2 separate regions of the Homo sapiens genome follow, and region 1 is linked to region 2. A link is a contact called in ENCODE Hi-C or POLR2A ChIA-PET data. All regions are on one chromosome and are shown on one strand. Each heading gives the region's core, a stretch centred on a gene start or an enhancer-like site at or near the end of the contact. The rest is flanking DNA. Distances are from core to core; before and after follow the strand shown.

The links. A loop is a pair of places that touch in the nucleus more often than their neighbours do. ChIA-PET counts read pairs that join two places held with the same protein, here RNA polymerase II (POLR2A). Pooled maps may share reads with other maps.
Region 1: a map of endothelial cell of umbilical vein shows a loop between it and region 2 (3-fold over the local background). The contact joins two enhancer-like sites. A Hi-C loop is called at or near these places in 1 of 168 maps with a recorded cell type or tissue (endothelial cell of umbilical vein) and 1 of 50 pooled maps. POLR2A ChIA-PET finds 5 or more read pairs at or near these places in 2 of 52 experiments (Panc1 and WTC11).

What each region holds. Positions count from the first base shown.
Region 1 is chr14:53,713,812-53,717,756 of GRCh38, forward strand. The region is part of intron 5 of LINC02331 (long intergenic non-protein coding RNA 2331); the gene reads right to left. All of the region lies in intron 3 of LOC105370504 (a long non-coding RNA gene), which reads left to right. Among named protein-coding and RNA genes, the nearest start is that of LINC02331, 140 kb to the right of the region's middle. Within about 2 kb of position 1,785, at least 3 of the 41 ENCODE cell types and tissues checked have a DNase peak (open chromatin) inside an H3K27ac peak, as active enhancers do.
Region 2 is chr14:54,347,324-54,351,900 of GRCh38, forward strand. No RefSeq gene overlaps it. Among named protein-coding and RNA genes, the nearest start is that of CDKN3, 47 kb to the right of the region's middle. Within about 2 kb of position 2,084, at least 12 of the 41 ENCODE cell types and tissues checked have a DNase peak (open chromatin) inside an H3K27ac peak, as active enhancers do.

The DNA.
Region 1 (3,945 bases), core at 535-3,034, 630 kb before region 2:
TGTTAGAGTAGAGTCCCAAAATAGACCCGACTATACCAGTGAAAAGAAGAAGAGAATGGAGATACTGCTATATTTGTAATTTCTTTATACTTTGCTGAGTGCTGACTTACTCGTTACCACGAAGGTGGGAGCCATGGTTACACCTCTCTTCACTGTATACCCAGAAACCAACACAGTCCTTGGAAGGTAGGAAGATGTAAACATTTGTTGTCTGATTGAACAAATGTTAGGGAGTAGTTCATGTATTGCTTGAGGGCCACCCAGCTTAAGTAAACAGTGGTTGGTGATTCAAACAATAGTTTCTTAGGAGAAATACATATCATTTATTAAATCATAGAAAGTCCCATTCAAATCATGATAGAAAAAATTGATTATTCAATAAGCATACTATTTTGAAATATTAAAGATAGATTTACACTCTACTTCTCATGCTTAAATAAACTAATATTGTTTTATAATAGCAAAAACACTGGGAAGAACTTAATCTCTAACAATATGGCACTAATTAAGTTCTTAAAACATACTTAGGGAGATGTCGAAGACAAATTAATATACGTAAAAGCTAATAGCAGAATACTAAATATAGTATTCTTTCTTTAGTATAAAACCAATCTATCTTATATATAGTAATATACGAGCAAAAAAACTTCAAAAACGATATGCAATGCACAGCATGATCTAAAACTAGGTGAAGTCAACATGTGGTTGAGGAGATCTTATTTGAAATTTTAAATTTTTTCCCACCAAGCATTATAGCACTTTAATGTTTGAAATAAAGAATACAGTTGGAAAAAAAAATAAAAGGAAATGTTTAGGACCTAGCAGTTAGATAGCAATTGAATTCAAGCCAAGTGTACAGATAGGAGTGTCTGAAATGGCTTTCCCTCTTACGATGATGATATATTTGGAAAGGTCCGGTGGGGTGTTTCTAAGGAAACTTAGCAGTGAAGTCCAAAACCATCATCTCCATCAAAAAAAGGGAGTAGGTCTCTGCGTTATGGGAAGATAAAAAGGGGAAGTGAATTGAATATTACATTAATAACAAAAGTAAACATCTTTGTTTAAAACAACAACAGTCCTGCAGCTATTAAATCTCAGCAGACAGAACCAGACGAGAACAGGACTAACTGCTCAGATAAGACCCTGCCAAGAGTGAAAGTATCAGCAAAAGGAAATGTATGCTAGTCTAAAACTCAATTAATTTCATCAAGGGTATCACTGAAAACAAATTATCATGTCCGATAACACAAAACCCTCACAAGCCAAAGGACACAGATAACACTCAAGTTCAAAGGCTTATAGTTTACTTTGTTTTTAGTAAGCTACATTTTCTCTAAACATAACAGGAATAATTAAAGGATGTTTCCTGTGCTGTTTCTGATATTAATTAAAGCTGTCCAGTGGTACCGATATGAGAACAATAGTGATAGAGCCAGCCAGTTTCATGTGAACTGCTTGTTGCAAATCAACTGAGGAGTTTGCTTTTTGGTATTAGCTCAATCTCACTTGTTCATGTTTGGAGTTACAGCAATGCAAAGTGCGTCCTTTTTCTTGACAATTGCCTTTCTATCTTCTTGTAGTGAGATTAGGAAATGAGCCAAGTGAAAGCTTGGTATCTGCACAAGCACAGATGGACATTGCTCTGTAGGTGGTTGAACTCTTTCCACAGTAGCCATTGGCTGGTGCACATCTGATTACCATTGTTTGGTCGCTCAAATGGGATTGTTTTTACTTTTGCTTTTTGATTTGTTAAAGAAAAATACAGAGTTGAGGAAACAGCTCAGGAATGAAGGCTGTGGCTCTGTGTTCTCACTCCCAAATATGACTCACATCTCTAATGAGGCTTGGGGCCAGTCACTTAACTCCTATGGCTCAATGTCTTTCTCTATAAAAAAAGAAATGGTAGCACCAAATGATCTGCAGTGGTGTTTTTGAAATTATCTAATGAGTGTAAAGGAATCTGAGAAAAAAATAAGGCAAAAGGAAAGATATATATCTTTATCTATAAAAGGGAAATAAAGATTGCTACATGATAAATTGTTGTCAAGGAAGAAAAACATCTCTAAGGGAGAGCTTTAAAAATAGAACAAATTTTTATTTCTCTGGGGTGGTCCTAAAGGATCTGAAGACACATATTGGAACTAGATAGTCTTACCAGGTCTCTTCCAGTCCTATGACTTCATAATGCCAAATCCTGAAAGATTGTCTATGTTATACCTACGAAAATAGACTTATCATTCTAGTCATTAAAGAACAAAAATGTGCCACAGTTCTTCTGTGTTTTACAAATTGAGCAAAACTGCTGAACTATGAAAAAAGTTTTAAATCTCAACTCCTATAGCTCTTACAAACCTCAGGGAAAGTTCTAAAATCTTAACTTATAAAAATGAATTTTAGCAAAGAAAATGGATTACCATATTTCAATTAAAATTCTAAAGGACCCCAAAGGCCTTGAGAAGAAAAGATACAAAAACTGCCTTCAAAAACTGAAAGCAGTAACAACAACAAAAAAAGCCAATAAAAAAATCCCACAATAAAATAATTTAATGAACATATGGATTTTTGCAACTGTTGAAGTTTGCTGCCAATTTTGTAGTTAATATTTCTGAAAGTCAGAATATGCTGATCACTACGTGTTTATAAAAACATTCTCAATAGTAAAGACAAAATATTGCACTTTGGCACATTTACTGAGCACATGGGCAATTATATCAGACTCTTACTTCACTCAAAAAGGAGAGTAAAGTAAAGGAGGAAGCCTCTCTTGTAGTTTTATGTGATCTGTTTCAATACCTTAGGACTCTTGATGTAAGGGCTTTCTGTATGAACAGCTCACCAACATAGAAACAAATGACAATAGTCCTTTAAGTATTTAGTAATTGTAAAAATATTTGGGAAGATAAAAACGTGGGATTTTTTGTGATATTTTCCAATGACAGCTGGAAATATGATTTTTCTTTACTTCAGGAAACTAAAACCTCTGGGATTTTTCAAATGTTTATTTTGGACAAAGACTATGAAAACATTCAGTATTTACCCTAGTGCCATTTGAAGCTCGTGTTTTGGGTCTGAGACGTCGTTTGGGCCTGAGATGTGCTCAGATTTTCATTTCAGTTGATGTAGCTTTGACTTGGAGCAAAACGTTACCTGTCATAGACTCGCACTGTGGAGAAAAGCTCAAGGCATGAATTAGTATCTTTAAAAATGTGCTCTTTCAAGCTCATGATCCTTTGGGGAGATCTGAAAGTCAAGAATTTAAGACTTTTCCTAAATAAAGGGGTTCTGGTACATCTGGAAGATGCATTTTTTTTCTCTCTCTCTTCTCTAAGAGAGAAACTGGGAGTGGGTGTAGTGGCTCATGCCTGTAATCCCAGCAATTCAGGAGGCCAAGGTGGGTGGATCGCTTGAGCCCACGAGTTCAAGACCAGCCTGGACAACATGGCAAGACCCTGTCTCTACAAAACATACAAAAAATTAGCCAGGTGTGGTGGCACATGCCTGTGGTCCCAGCTACTCAGGAAGCTGAGGTGGGAGGATAGATTGAGCCCAGGAGGTTGAGGCTGCAGTGAACGTGATTGCACCACTGTACTCTGGCCTGGGTGACAAGAGTGAGACCCTGTCTCAAAAAAAAAATTAAATTAAATTAAAAAAAGGAGAGAGATAGGGAGAGGGAGAGAGAGAGAGAGAGAGAGAGAGAGAGAGACACTGAATGTGAAGGGGATACCAGGAGAGCTCTTCGGTTTCCATTCTCTATCTTCTCTAACCAGGATGAGTATTAGGAGACACGCAGCCTCTAATGATTATATAGAGTAAGATGGCGTTGATATAATAGATCTTCCTTCAGCTCTGCTCTCAAGAGCTACACCTATTCCTTTTTTTTCCTGGGGTGAGAGTGAGTGCTTTTCTTCACTCACTTTATGGCAAGTCTTGCAGAAGTAGCTCCTG
Region 2 (4,577 bases), core at 834-3,333:
TTCTTTTGGGGACAATGGAAATGTTCTGAAGTTAGATAGTGGTGATGGCCGTATAATATTGTGAATATACCGAAAACCATTGAATCGTACACTTTTAAATGGTGAATGTGGTGTTTTGTGAAATCTTATGTGAATTATATCACAATTAAATTTTTAATTAAAAAAGAAAAGCTGGCTGGGGCCGGGCCTATTTTAGATGAGGTAGTCAAAAAAGTTCCCTCCAAGGGGTTTCTATGACCAGAGGACTGAGAAATGGGAAGGAGCCAGCCTTTGGAAGATGCACGGAAGAGCTCACTGTGCAGATGGAAGAGCAAATGCAGATGCCACAGAGTGTGCCCCGCTTGGCAAGGTCCATGTGCTGTCCCAGATTCGGCCCCTGGGAAGGAAGAGAGAAAGAGAGCTTGAAGTGTAGGAAGAAGCTATATCCTAGAAGGCCTTGGTAGGGCACAGTAAGAAGTGGGGAGTTCATGCTAAATGAAATTGAAACCCACAGAAGGCTTTTCCGCAAAGGAGTGCCCACCCCACTTGCCATTTTTGGAAGATCGCTCCCAGCTCCCAGCACGCAAAGCACCCATTACCAAGTGGCAGGACCAACACAAGGTATGAGACATTGATGAGATTCATTCTCATTAGTTGGAAGCTTCTGCACTTTCAACAAAACTGTAACCAGGGGCTACGAATTAGATGATGAGCTTATTCTTAAGAAGACATGTTATAAAAGGTAATATGAAACAATATGGATTTCTTGTCTATTCCAAAAGGCACCTTCTCTCTTTCCCCATAAAATACTTGGTAATAAAAGGATACTCTGTCACCTCCCAGCTTCCTGGAGTGACAATGGCAATGCTGTCATTATTAAGTCAAGAGCGCCCTCTACAGTTATGAGTCTAGATTACAGCTTACTATTAGCCTCGAACAATGTCTACTTTTGTGAAAAATTACCATCCCCTCAGCTCATGCCATCCATGATAAGCTAGTCCCACCAACTCTTTCCTGAAAACTGAAGGAAAATATTCAAAGGAAGTGACATTGGCAGCTTTCTTGGATGACTGAAATGTCAACACAAATGTGTCGGCTCTTTGGAGTAACAGTCTCCATAGGCCAAAAGGAGGATGGTCGGGTGTATGTGTGTGTGTACAATATACATCTATCTACTCACTGCTAATCAATATTTGATCTCATTATGTAACTGGAAAAAGAGAACATGTGTTTGATCACTTTGTGATTATCAAAATACTTGATATCAAGTCGGTGAAAAGTACTTCAAAAATGTAGAAGTTTATTATCTTGCCATAAAATAATAGAACAAAGAGGCAAGGGACTGGCTTCCATTGGCCCAGTGACAGCAGCAGGAGGCTAGGAGAAGCTCAACCAACAGCTGAGCAGTAGTATGGACGGGTTGAAAAAGCAATTGATATTTGGGAGGAAGGCTTTGACCAAAAAAGTGGGGAGATGGATGGAACCATGAAAATCGCATGAAAAAGTGCGAGAAGCTTTTTTAAAAATTCCCCAGGAGAGGGATTTTAAAAAGAATACCCAGAGAGAGGCGCCTGTGAGCAGCTGGAGAGGACAGGGAGGACTATTTGTCTAGGAAATTAGAGCTGTTAGGCAGAGCTGAACTGCCTAGAGAATGGGAAATCATAATTTGTGAAACGCTTTTATTGCACCCCGCCATGGTGGATTCCTTGTCCCAAATATTCTTACGCAAAATTTATTCGGGAAGGAGAAAGAAAGGGCATGCGAGTTCAGAACCTGTCTCACGCCTCTAAAACTTCCAGGCCACCTTCAGTACAAAGAATGGGGGGAATGTCCGGGCGAGCCACGGGAGGCGTTGGGGAGAGGGGAAAACGGATTCCTTCCTGCCGTTCTGCTTCCACTGATTAATACAGCCATTAAAAAATGAAATCTGTTCCTTAGACAAAATATGGTGAAACATTCCTGCGCGCTCCATCCTTGAAACAGATTTCAGTATTGGCCTGTCTTCTCAGTGTTTGTTTTGGTTCCTTCAGCCCACGCTGGAGTCCATGGGTTTTTTCCTTCACTCATCATCTCGCCTCCTGCTGCTTCAGCCGAGAATGAAGTAATAATTCAGCAAGCTGTTCAGGACTTCCCATCAGCCCAACTGCACCGCGCCGTGTTTTGAGGGCTCAGGCATCCTTGAACTCCACGGCAGAGCAAGCCGCGGGAAGGAACTCACTCATGTTGGCTCCCTTGCCTCAATTAAGGCAGTTTAGGAAGCAAAGTGAGAGAAGCACTTTAAAAAGCACAAGAATATCTCCTCGTGGGTCCTCACTTGCATGTTCTTACGAAGCCGGATTGTTCGTAGCCTACTCTGCAATTTCAGAGTGGTGAGTGGCTCCAAAGCAGCTTACAAGGAAACATAACTGTCACAGAGGCTAAGAGATTGCTTAAAAATAAATTACTGATTCTCTTTTCCTGAGAGCAACCTGCTGTGACCTTTGGAAGGCTTCTTTTGGGTCTTCAATTTTGCATCTGCCTGAGCTAAAAGGGATTGCCAGAGTCCCACTGTTTGGTTTATGACCCAGCTCATCCCTGTCCCTTGGAGGACGTGAGGACATGAGCCTGGCATTAGTGCACACTGTAAATGTGTTTGTGCCCAGAACTCTCTAGAATAGAAAGGTTTCCAAGTACTTCACTATAATGACTTAGTCACAAATGAATTTTAATATGCTAGAAGAACATGAGTATTTTGGATGAAAAGCCAATCTTTTCGTCCCCCCTTTTAAAATAGAAAGAAGCATAGCATCTGAGCTCTGTGGAAGGGACCATCCAAAACTAATGAAATACCATCTTAACGTAAGCACCTAAAGCAAGCATGTGTGCGCCATGGGGGCCTCAGTCCTGGTGGTTTCCTGGAGAAGATTTCACATGAGAGAGAAAAAGCTTCTCTGTTCCCTGATGCAGTGTGGATATTTTTAAATGGACTTTATGCGTTTTTTGTTTATTTGGTTTGGTGCTGAAAAATTAGACAAGGCACTCAGCTCTCTTCACATGACTAAAGTTTGAACTTGTGCATAATGAGTGCAAAATAGTGTCTGAAAATAGCAAAGAACAGAAGAGTAAGATGATCAGCGGGAAGGGAGGCAGCACGTCATAGGGAAGGCAGCCAGTACTCTGAAAAGCAATCCAACAAATAATTAACTGGTTGAAAGCCAAGAGGACAGTATGATAACAGACACTGATAGACACTAATTATAAGTGCAGTACTGTGAAACATGAAGAAATGATATGGTTAACAATCCTAAAAATGTTACAATGGGCAATGTAAGATGAGCAAGGAAGCTACAAGGAACACTCTATCGTGTTATATTTTGGCTGCTAATTTCTAGCAATAACACATTTATAATGATATGCTATTAACAAATTGACCAATACATCTTTTTTTTTTTTTTTTTTTTTTGGAGACAGGGTCTCGCTCTGTCGTCCAGGCTGGAGTGCAGTGGCACAATTTTGGCTCACTGCAAGCTCCGCCTCCCGGGTTCACGCCATTCTCCTGCCTCAGCCTCCCGTGTAGCTGGGACTACAGGTGCCTGCCACCACGCCCAGCTAAATTTTTGTATTTTCAGTAGAGACACCGTTTCACCGTGTTAGCCAGGATGGTCTTGATCTCCTGACCCCGTGATCCACCCACCTTGGCCTCCCAAAGTGCTAGGATTACAGGCGTGAGCCACTGTGCCCGGCCGACCAATACATCTTTTGAACCACTGAAAAGGTTGGCTGAACAGAAAAGTATTTTTGCATGTAATATATATGGAAAGGAAAGAGAGAGTGTCAGATTATAGGAAGAGTTACACTGAGTCAAGCCCATCAAGGTACAAGGTTGAAGGTAAGATCCCAGGTGAAAGCCAGGCACGGTGGCTCATGCTTGTAATCCCAGCACTTTGGGAGGCTGAGACAGGATCACTTGAGCCCAGCAGTTCAAAACCAGCCTGGGCAACCTAGTGAGACCTTGTCTCTACAAAAACTAAACAAAATTAGCCAGCAATGGTAGCTCTCACCTGTGGTCCTAGCTACTCAGGAGGCTGAAGTGGGAGGATCACTTCAGCCGGGCAGGTCAAGGCTGCAGTGAGCTGTGATCATGTCACTGTACTCTGTCTCAAAAAAAAAAAATAAAAGTGTTCCTACTTCTCCACATCCTCTCCAGCACCTGTTGTTTCCTGACTTTTTAATGATTGCCATTCTAACTGGTGTGAGATGGTATCTCATTGTGGTTTTGATTTGCATTTCTCTGATGGCCAGTGATGATGAGCATTTTTTCATGTGTTTTTTGGCTGCATAACTGTCTTCTTTTGAGAAGTGTCTGTTCATGTCCTTTGCCCACTTTTTGATGGGGTTTGTTTTTTTCTTGTAAATTTGTTTGAGTTCATTGTAGATTCTGGATATTAGCCCTTTGTCAGATGAGTAGGTTGCAAAAATTTTCTCCCATTTTGTGGGTTGCCTGTTCACTCTGATGGTAGTTTCTTTTGCTGTGCAGAAGCTCTTTAGTTCAATTAGATCCCATTTGTCAATTTTGGCTTTTGTTGCCATTGCTTTTGGTGTTTTAGACATGAAGTCCT